Linked DNA regions of Homo sapiens: region 2 is linked to region 1. A link is a loop called in an ENCODE intact Hi-C map of the cell type or tissue named here. Cell type or tissue: spleen. All regions are shown on one strand. Links, peaks and the distances in the headings refer to the core of each region. The heading gives the core; the rest is flanking DNA.

The links. A loop is a pair of places that touch in the nucleus more often than their neighbours do. Peaks named below come from ENCODE experiments on the same cell type or tissue, not always from the same donor. Only the 100,000 strongest peaks of a DNase experiment are listed, where the experiment ranks them.
Region 2: a loop joins it to region 1, with 2.5 times the contacts of the local background. A loop is called at or near these places in 1 of 110 quality-filtered maps.

What each region holds. Positions count from the first base shown.
Region 1 is chr17:74,789,007-74,794,371 of GRCh38, forward strand. It overlaps SLC38A12 (solute carrier family 38 member 12), which reads left to right. Exons shown (of 10, transcript NM_017728.4): 5 at 1,194-1,290; 6 at 1,950-2,030. Among named protein-coding and RNA genes, the nearest start is that of SLC38A12, 15 kb to the left of the region's middle. In spleen, for the core only: a CTCF peak has its summit at 2,635 (motif pointing right); a DNase peak (open chromatin) is centred at 2,645; H3K27ac peaks cover 299 bases.
Region 2 is chr17:74,932,707-74,938,071 of GRCh38, forward strand. It overlaps OTOP2 (otopetrin 2), which reads left to right. Exons shown (of 7, transcript NM_178160.3): 7 at 669-1,206. The coding sequence ends at 839. OTOP3 (otopetrin 3) reads left to right here and starts at 3,192. Exons shown (of 7, transcript NM_001272005.2): 1 at 3,192-3,234. The coding sequence starts at 3,216. In spleen, for the core only: a CTCF peak has its summit at 3,099; no DNase peak of the experiment used is centred there; H3K4me3 peaks cover 990 bases; H3K27me3 peaks cover 4,543 bases.

The DNA.
Region 1 (5,365 bases), core at 183-5,182:
GAGCTGAAGCTTAATAGCCACCTAAATCTTAAAGCACAAATGGAGCCTCTGCCACTTTCCCGTCTCAGCCTCAGGCCCTCCTACCCACACCCGCACCCAGCTCAGCTGTTTGAAATCTTTGTACCCAGGAACTGTGTTGTCACTTCTTCCCGAGTGCGTCTCTGCCACCTCTAATGGGGCAGCATAGCTGTGCTGAGAGCTTCCTAAAGATACAGATACCCTGCAGAAGGAAAGAACACAGGGGCCGGTGGGGGGGCTCACACCTGTAATCCCAGCACTTTGGGAGGCCAAGGCGGGCAGATCACTTGAAGTCAGGAGTTCAAGATCAGCCTGGCCAACATGGTGAAACCTCATCTCTACTAAAAATGCAAAAATTAGCCTGGCATGATGATGTGTGCCTGTAATCGCAGCTACTCAGGAGGCTGAGGCACAAGAATTGCGTGAATCGGGGAGGTGAAGGTTGCAGTGAGCTGAGATTGTGCCACTGCACTCCATCCTGGGCAACAGACTGAGATAACATGAAGTGGCAAGCATTTCAAAAAAAAAAAAAAAAAAGAGGCCGGGCACAGTGGCTCATGCCTGCAATCCCAGCACTTTGGGAGGCCGAGGTGGGTGGATCACCTGAGGTCAGGAGTTCAAGACCAGCCTGACTAACATGGTGAAACCCCATCTCTACTAAAAATACAAAATTAGCCGGCCGTGGTGGCAAGTGCCTGTAATCTCAGCTACTCGGGAGGCTGAGGCAGGAGAATCACTTGAACCTGGGAGGCAGAGGTTGCAGTGAGTTGAGATCACACCATTGCACTCCAGCCCAGGCAACAAGAGCAAAACTTCGTCTCAAAAAAAAAAAAAAAAAAAAAAGGAAGCAGGTTTGCCATTGTCCTAGGGCTTTTCTGTAGAGTTCCATGCTCTTTTTTTTTCCTTTCTCTCTTTCTTTTTTGTTTTTTTGTTTTTTTGTTTTTTTGAGACAGGGTCTTCGCTCTGTCACCCAGGCTGGAGTGCAGTGTTGCAATCACGGCTCACTGCAGCCTCGATCTCCTGGGCTCAGGTGATCCTCCCATCTCAGCCTCCCAGGTAGCTAGGACTACAGGCACATGACACCACACCTGGCTAACATTCTGTACTTTTTTGATGTGCTCCTTTCTTTTCCCTTGTTTTCCTCCCTCCTCCTCGTCCATCCTACTGGCTCCCAGGAGGAGGAAGATGACGACTCCTCCACAGCCTCAGACAGCGATGTTCTCATCCGGGACAACTACGAGCGGGCAGAGAAGCGGCCCATCCTGTCTGTGCGTAAGTCTTGGGGTTCTCGCGGGCCCGCACTTCCCTCCGGGCCACAGGGTTCCCTTTCTTCATGGAGAGGGCCCTGGAGAGGCTCCCCGCAGATTCTGGCATTTCCTGCCCCTGGGTTCTGAGGCAGGCCCTGTGGTAGACTCAAAAGAGCACAGGGTTTCAGTCCTGGGCACAGGCCTGGCCCCTGCTGGCTTGGCCACTACTCAGATTTGCAGCTTGGTAAGTTCCTTGACCTGTGCACCTCAGTTTCCCCCCATACCCCTTCCTGTTACTGAGATGATTAAATGCCTGGTTCCTTGCCTGGTGCACCCTGGAAGCTCAAGTAGATGTCGTTCTGTGGCATCTCTTCTTCCTCCTGCCTTGTGCCCTCATGTTCATACATGCCCCTGCCTTGCTGTCTCCTCCCTGGTCGGCTGGGTTAGGCTCTGACGCCTGCTCTCCCTTTCACCCCAGCAGGAGCATCTCTGAATTCCCTTAAAAAAAAAAAAAAAAAAAAGACTGTGTTAAACCATGTCAAGCAGGAAACATTAGGAAAAGTTTTCTCGAGTTTGGACACTTGGGGATTTCATGGTTTAGATAATTCAGTGAGGTCCTCACCACCCTCTGAAGCTCTCCACGTGAAGAACCACTTCCTCTTCCTTGTTCTTTTGGCTCTGCAGAGAGACGTGGATCTCCCAACCCGTTTGAAATCACAGACCGGGTGGAAATGGGACAAATGGCCTCCATGTTCTTCAATAAAGGTAGAAGTTCTTTTGGGGGTGGGGTGTGGGGAAACGGGGAGCTGGTGCTTCCCTGCAGGCCTGCACCCTTGTAATGAGGGCTCCACCCTGACAGCCAGACCATGGGGCAGAGCAGGTGGTAGAGCTGCTCCCTCAGCACCTGAGAAGCCACCTTGCTGACCTGTTTTCCTGGATTCCTCCCTGTCTGCGGGCATTAAAAACAAAGAGGCCGCTTCTCTAGCGGAAGTCAGGAACCCCAGGCAGCTACTCCAGCCAGGGTCAGGAACCCCAGGCAGCTACTCCAGTGAGGGTCAGGAACCCCAGGCAGCTACTCCAGCGGAGGTCAGGAACCCCAGGCAGCTACTCCAGTGAGGTTCAGGAACCCCAGGCAGCTACTCCAGTGAGGGTCAGGAACCCCAGGCAGCTACTCCAGTGGAGGTCAGGAACCTGAGGCAGCTACAAAATAAGCTTTTTCCTTTTCCTGCAAAGGAAGTTGATGGAGGCCGGTTGATGGTTTTGCACCTCCTGCTTGATTGCCTCTGACCTTGCCCTCTTCTGGCCGATTCTGTCTAGAATAACACCTTCTGACAGCGCTAGAATCTGCTATGCGCACGCCTGGGCGTGGCTTCCCAGTGGCCGGCAGAGGGCGCTAGGAGCCCACACCCAGGCTTGCTGAGTGAGACCGGAGCCCTGAAGTGTGCTGGTGAACCTGCTCCTTCCTGGGATCTGGCTGCAACCATAAGGGAGCCACCCAACTCTGGGGTTGAGTTGTTGGGTGTGCCAGCGACATCTTATATCTCCATGGCAAATCTGGTTCTTTTGGAAGATGAGCTATTTAAGAGTTTAGTGGGCCGGGCACGGTGGCTAACTCCTGTAATCCCAGCACTTTGGGAGGCCGAGGCAGGCGGCTCACGAGGTGAGGAGATCGAGACCATCCTGGCTAACACGGTGAAACCCTGTCTCTACTAAAAATACAAAAAATTAGCCGGGCATGGTGGCAGGCGCCTGTAGTCCCAGCTACTCGGGAGGCTGAGGCAGGAGAATGGCATGAATCCTGGAGGCGGAGCTTGCAGTGAGCCAAGATCGCGCCACTGCACTCCAGCCTGGGCTACAGAGCGAGACTCCGTCTCAAAAAAAAAAAAAAGAATTTAATGGCCAGGCATGGTGGCTTATGCCTATAATCCCAGCACTTTGGGAGGCCGAGGCAGGCGGATCACTTGAGACCAGGAGTTGGAGACCAGCCTGGCCAACATGGTGAAACCCCATCTCAAGTAAAAATATGAAAATTAGCTGGGCGTGGTGGTGCACACCTGTGGTCCCAGCTACTCCAGAGGCTGAAGCACAAGAATCACTTGAACCTGGGAGGCGGAGGTTGCAGTGAGCCGAGATCACACCACTGCCCTCCAGTCTGGGCTGCAGAGTAGGACCTTGTCTCAAAAAAAAAAGAAAACCAGAAAAAAGAGTTTAGTTTTTAATGCCCAGACCTGTTTATTTCCATTTCATTGAGAGTCAGTCACATTCTCAGTTCATCCTTCCCCTTGCAACTGTCTTCGAAGATTTTCTGCCCCTTTGTCAAAGCCCCGTTTGTCGAGTGGGCTGCCCTACCAGTTCTTTCTAGTCTTAAATGTGGCTGCACTTAACTTAGAGCCGGGGGGACTGTAGGAACTAGAATCTCTTTGACTGCTTTTTAGGACGTTAAGCATTTAGGCAGGGCGATGTGATTATCAGCCAAAGGCCGCCCTAGGGCCTGGTTCACCCTCCCTGCTGGACCGGCCTCACAGAGGGATTTCAGAATTCAGCAAAACCAACTGGTCAGGTTCAGCCCGCATCTGTGCTTCTCCTTTGTTCCATTTCCATCCCTCCCGTCTCACCAGCCTGAGCAAGCATAAGCGTTTCCTCCTGGCAGCAACGCAAAGTCCCCTTCCAAATGCAAGCTTTAAAATAAAGTGCACATTGGAAGGAAGACGCATGCTTTTAAACCTCCTTTCTCATTTTCATGTTGTGCAGTCTGCCCTGATTTCTTTAAGAATTCTAGCAAACAGCAGTTTTGCCTTTTTTGCCCCCCACTACAGACTAGACTCTTAATTTGCCCAAATCTAATGGAAAATAAAGACATTGTCTGAGACCAGCCTCACACTTAAAGGGAGTCTCCTCTACCCTGGAGTTTCTCAAGCTCAGTCCTGTTGATGTTTGGGCTGGGGAATTCCTCCTTGTGGGCCTGTTCTGTGTGTGGTAGGGTGCTGAGCAGCATCCCTAGCCTCTGCCTGCTGGTTGCCAGTAGCACCTCCTACTTATGACAGTCAAAACTGTCCTCAGACATTGTCACATGTTCCCAGCAGGGTCTGGGAGGCAAAATCACCCCAGCTGAAAACCTCCGCTGTGCTCCATTCCTGATTCACAGACTGCCAGATTGTCATCTTCACCCTTGGTGGGGCTGCCTCCTCTATAGGAGGCTCCCTTAGGGTCCCAGCTCATTTCTTATAATCAGAAATGCGGGCCTAGCCATTGATGTCTTCTCAGGAAGTTCATTGATCCCTTATTTTGTGTCTAGTAATGAAGTTTATTGACCAGGGAGGGCCAATGGCAGTTTATAAACAGAGCTGATGCCAGAGACCATTGGCAGGTGGAGGAAAGGCTGGGAGTGGGGCGGGGGACAATGCGTCCCCTCAGAGCAGAAAACAAGCTGGAGTGCAGGCTGTACCTGGAGCCTGGGCCTGAGTGACAGGCCAACCCCAGAGGCCACTAAGCTTGGACGTCAGGCTATCTCTGACATGTCAGGGAAGGACATGCCATATTCAAAAAGTGAGTGCCGAGGCCTCTTGGGTCCCCTTGAGGATCACGTTTTCTTAGTCTTTTCCCCCCCAGGCTCCTAGGAACAGAGCTGACCTCACATGGCCCAGGAATAACATGTCCTAGGCTTTCCGTTGGGTACCCTGCAGGCTCTTCTGAGCCACCAGGATTAAAAGGGAACTGTCACTTCATTTTTCTTTATGTTCTCAGAGAAGCCAGCAGCTTGAGACCAGTGACATCAAAAACGTGAGCCTCAGTCTGAGCAAGGGTGGAGACTGGTTGTCTGAGCAGTAACCCTTAGGTCATAGGGCCCTGCCACTCTTTTCAGAGCCCTTGCACCTGGCCTTTCTAGCTGGAATCATTTATGGAAGATGGCCCAGGTGGAATTCTTCTCACCCTTACGGGTTTGGAGACGTTCATGGACTTACTGGGGTCCTGAAACAAGTCTGATGGAATTAGGACTAGAGCCCTGTGTTCCCAACTTCTCGTTCAGCCTCCTGCTGGAGTGAGAGGGGACAAACGTCACCTCTGCAGCAGAAGTGTCAGTATCACACACCATCCAGAGT
Region 2 (5,365 bases), core at 212-5,211, 140 kb after region 1:
GACAGAACAGGCTTAGAGGGGACTGCAATGTGCCCAAGGATGAAGTTAATCAGGGGTAGGGGTGGAGCTAGCCTAGAAACCTTTGTTCTTTGCTTCTTACCCACACCTGAATCTTCTGAGCTCCTAGCCAGAGAGGAAGCAGGATTCCAACTTCCACTTCCTCCCACTCCTGGAAAGGGAGAAGGGGATGAGGGGAGAGCTGGAGGGCAGAGCTCAAGGAGGGCTGGGGTGGGGTGGCCTTCTGTCTGAACCCCAAACCCCTGCCTTGAGCCTATCTGATTCTGCCACCCCCACCCCTGTGCACAAAACCCCCCAGGACAGAGCTGCTGATTTCACTGTTTGTACCTCTTCTTCTAGAGAAACCTCTTCTCCCCTCCCCAATCCCACATTGAGGCCCTGCTAAGATTTTGGGAGAGGTGATCACAGGTGTCCATGAGGTGGGCTAGCCTAGGGATGGCGAATTCAGTTGGGCTCACTTCCTGAGCCCCTTAGAGTGTGCTAGGTCCTGTCCAAAATGCTAGAGCTGCCCATTCACTGACACCCAGCCCTCCGTGTCCACCAAGCTAGAAGGATGGGCCGCCATCTAGCCACGGCCCAGCAAAACCCACAGAAATGACCCACAGGCATCCATCCAGGCCAGCTCCTGAAATGCTCCTCTCTCCACACAGCTGTGGATCATGCCTGCCTTCGGGGCCCGCCCTCATTTCAGCAACACAGTGGAGGTGGATTTCTACGGCTACTCCCTCTGGGCGGTCATCGTCAACATCTGCCTCCCTTTCGGCATCTTCTACCGCATGCACGCTGTGTCCAGCCTGCTGGAGGTCTACGTGCTGTCCTGAGGCCTCCAACAGAGGCATGGGGGGCAGGAAGAGGGGGCTCAGCTCATGTGCCCACTCAGACACCCTCTGGGAATGAATCCCAGCTGGTGCCATATGACAGCCCATTTCCTTCTGGTCCCAGAGTGGAATTTTCACAAAAGTTATTTTTCCAGGTTCAATTTTTAAATCACAGTCAGGACAGGCCCATCCACCCCAGTATGACCGTGGGGCATGAGGTGACTGGGGAAGGGAGACCTCTCCTGGCAGCATTTCTAGGACCCAACAAGATCTGGAGGTGCCGGCTCTGGTTCCATCTCTAATCCCCTGCTGTGGCCTGGCCAGTGTACTGCCCGGAGCTGGAAACCAATAAACCTGTGATTTGCCCCCATCCCCACTGTTTGTCTCTGTTGTCCCGTCTGAGGTGGTCACAGGAGAGGATCTTGGGAGTCAGAGCGGGAAGGGCCCCTGGAGATTTTCAGGTCTCAAGTTTTGCAGTGTGTGAGCAAAATCCAAATGACAGACTAGCTACAGGGTGGGTAACTGGAGTTCCCAAACTGCCATCTTCCTCTTCCCTTTATCTCCAGGTGGCATATACATATAATCTTTTTTTTTTTTTTTTTTTGAGAGAGTGTCTCACCTTTTTGCCCAGGCTGGAGTGCAGATAGATCACTGCAACCTTAACCTCCTGGACTCAAGAGACCCCCCCACTTCAGCCTCCTGAGTAGCTGGAACTACAGCTACTACTGCCACCACGCCTGGCTAAATTGTGTGTGTGTGTGTGTGTGTGTGTGTGTGTGTGGAGATGAGGGTCTCATTGTGTTGCCCAGTCTGGTCTTGAACTCCTGGGCTCAAGTGATCCTCCCCCCTCAGCCTCCCAAAGTGCTGGGATTACAGGCATGAGCCACAGCACTCAACCTAATCATTTTCTTTGTGTGTGTCCCATGACAGAAGAAAGTTTAGGAAGCAGTGACCTAGTCTAATGTCTGCATTTTACAAAGAAGGAAGCTGAGGCCCAGAGAGGTAAAGTGACTTGCCCAAGGTCACACACCTGCAAAAAATCCAGAGCCTTTCTGCTAAGAACAATAATTTTCAAACTTTGTTTTCAAGCAGAACATTTTTCCCTTCAAATAAAATATTACAGGAACACAAGTTTATAACATAGATATAGGCTGTGTGCAGTGCCTCACGCTTGTAATCCCAGCACTTTGGGAGGCCGAGGCAGGCAGATCACTTGAGGTCAGGAGTTCGAGACCAGCCTGGCCAACATGGCGAAACTCTGTTTCTACTAAAAAATACAAAAAGTAGCCGGGCATGGTGGCGTGCGCCTGTAATCCCAGCTACTCAGGAGGCTGAGGCAGGAGAATCACTTGAACCCAGGAGGCAAAGGTTGCAGTGAGCCGAGATCATGCCACTGCACTCCAGCCTGTCTAAAACAAAAACAAAAACAAACAAACAAAAAAGATATAAACAAGGCAGTTCTAATTTAAAAGGAGTTGGGAGTCTCAGATCCTCACCACTTGACTTCCCCCTGCCCCAGGAGGTCCCCGAGGAGTTTCCCCTAAGCCCTAGGGTTTCTACTCTACAAAGGGTATAGAGATGCTTAGGAGGGAAGACAGCAGAGAGATGGGAAGGAGGCTCCACAGTTAGAAGAGTGAAAGGTGGTGGTGAGCATGCAGAGGCAGAGGGAGGGGAAGGGCTGGGAGAGGGAGGGCTGGGCGGGACCCATGGAGCAGATGGCATTTGGGGGAGATCATGGGAACAGCAGCACTGGGAGCTCAGGGGACTTTGAGGAAAGTGTGCCTGGACCCTGTCAGCAGAAGGAGGTGAGTAGTTCTCAGAGGCCGCAGGTGGAGCTGAGGAGGCCTCCTCCCCTGTCAGAATGGGGCTGTGCTCCAACTCTCCCCACCAAGTTCAGGTTTGACTTAAGGGAAACACAGGGTCCTGCTAGGCGGCCTCCAGGCCTGGGGCTAGGTAGGGTACAGGAAAAAGCGACTCCAGGCCTGGAGGGAGGGCGTCCATTCCCAGCTTGATCACCAAAGGAAAACGAGGCCTGAATTCCGCAAGCTCTTTACTGCGGACCTAAGAACACTGCACCCCTCTCCACCCCATCCGAGGGCGGGCTGCGAGTTGGAGACCCTGCAGGCCCGCGCCTGCACAGCCCTCAGCCCCGCCCGCTTGTCCAGCTGCCTCGCAATTGGCTGCACCCTCTGGGTCCGAGCCCCCGGGAGGGTAATTAACGAGGGATTAATGAGATTTCCAAAGTCAACAGAAAAATCGATGGGCCGCGGAGCCCGAGCGGCGGCTGCGCAGTCCCGCTGGGGGAGGGCGTCGCGGGCATCGGTCTCACCTGGACGGACGATCCGCTCAGCGCCCGCAGTCGGTGGTTAGCCCACGGCGATGCCTCTCCCGGCCTCAGGTAAGCCCGGAGCGCCGGCGGAACTTTCCCAGCTTGCGCACCCCAGACACTGGCACATACTACCCACCCCCCCAAAAGGGGGGTTCACAAGTAGGGGCTGCAGGGATTGGAACGGGAAAGCGGGGTGACTGTGGAGAGGTGAACTCCCTTTAATCTGAGGCCGGCCCCTCCACCCGCCCCGCAACCCGCGCTCCGCGCCCCTACTCCTTTCCGTGGACCCGGGGAGCACAGAGGGCCTCAGGGCGCGACTCCTCCCGGCCGGGTCCACACAGCAGAAAGCGCGGAGGCCTGGGGTGTGAGGTTGGTTGGGGCTGTCTGGACGCCCGGTCTGGGGCACGCAGGAAGCGGCTGCCCCGGCCCCGCAGTCCCTAAAATGGCTCGGAAGGAAATCCCGAGGGCGCCCGCACTCAGCAGCCTCCTCGGAGCCGGCCCTGCGCTGCTGGGCCGGGCGCCGGGCCCGACGGCTCCGCGGCTTTCATCGCCAATCCAGCCGAGACCCACAAACCAGTCCAGTGTCCCGGCCCTCCCTTGGACTGGCGTCGCGCCCAGGGGCGTGCCAGGGGGCGGCAGAGTACTGCTTGTCAGTTCCAGGTGCCCTTGCCCCAGCCTTCTGCCCGAGACCCCTAAATGCCCACTCCTGCCCCCTGCCCAGCCCGGGACCAAATTCGCTCCTTTGAAGGCTCACGCCAGCGGCCTTTGGAGGGCTGGACTTCAGGGTGGGAGACGGGGGATACTGTCAGGGCAAAGACCCCAGAGGAAGGGAACCTGGAACCTTGTCCCCCAGTGTCCCCTCCAGGCCTCCAGTCTGAATAAAATTCACCCTTGAAATTTCACCAGTAATCCCGACCCTTCCCAGCTCTCCAGGACCTCAAAAGAACTGGAAGGAAATGCAGAGATAGCCAACACTGAGTTTTCCAGGTGCCAGGCATTGCCGGCATTACTCTCTGCCCGTGCTTCGTGCATGTATTAAATCATGTCATTCTGACAAAGCCCCTATTCGGCATTCATCACCCCCCCACCCTTTTTTTTTTTTTTTTTTTGAGACAGGGTCTAACTCTGTCCCTCAGGCTGGAGTTCACTGTGGCGATCACAGCTCACTGCAGCCTCAGCCTCCCAGGCTGAAGCAATCCTCCCACATCAGCCTCCCGAGTAGCTGGGACTACAGGTGCATGCCACTACACCTGGCTAATTGTTTGGTATTTTTTGTAGAGACAGGGTTTTGCCATGTTCCCCAGGCTGGTCTCCAACTCCTGGGCTCAAGGGATCCGCTCACCTCAGCCTCCCAAAGTGCTGGAATTACAGGCGTGAGCCACTGCAGCCAGCCTCGTTCCGGAAGTCTTTATTGAGCATCTACTATGCACCAGCTACTATTCCATAGTTGTATATCAGTTTTGCAGATGACAACACTCAGGCACAGAGTCTAAGTAGCTCTCTGTAGTAGTCTCAGTAGTCTAAGATGACAGAGGTAATAAGTGCTGGAATCTGAGCACTTGATCATTAATCTACCCTGCTTGGGGGCTGGAGGAGAGGGTGCAGGTTTTGGGGAAGGTGAAGTAGAGCAGTTACAGTTGGGATATATGGAGCAGGGAGACATCCCGGTGAGCCCCAGCCTTGCTCAATTTGGGTGGGGGAGCTTAGGAGGGAAAGATAAAGATCATCGGGAGTCTCCTCCCCAGCCAGCCCGGAAAGAGTTTAATGGGAAGGGTCTCTGTCCACAGCTCTGGTGCTGAAAATTTCCCAAAAGATGCCAGAGTCAGTGGGCAATCACTGGGTGAATGTCACATCTGCACTAGGTTTGGGGGGTCCAAGTTAAGCAGGACCCGGTCTCTGTCCTGGAGGAGTTTCAGGACTTAATGGGAGCCAGCCACACCCACAGCACACCAAACAGGGCACACCTCTCAATAGAGGGGAGTGGCCCCAGCAAAGTAGCACCAGAAGGCTTAGGCAGAGAGGAAGGCTTTCCAGGTGGGTGGGGAGGATGGGCGAGTGGTGGGGGAGGCAGAAAGAAGAGCAGTGTCCAGGAGGGATGGCAGGAGGCAGGAGACCATGGGAGAAACGCAGAACTTTCTACCTGGGCCTGGGTTGGTGTGGGAGGCAGGTGCCTTGAGTACGGCAGGGGTGGTGGGACAGG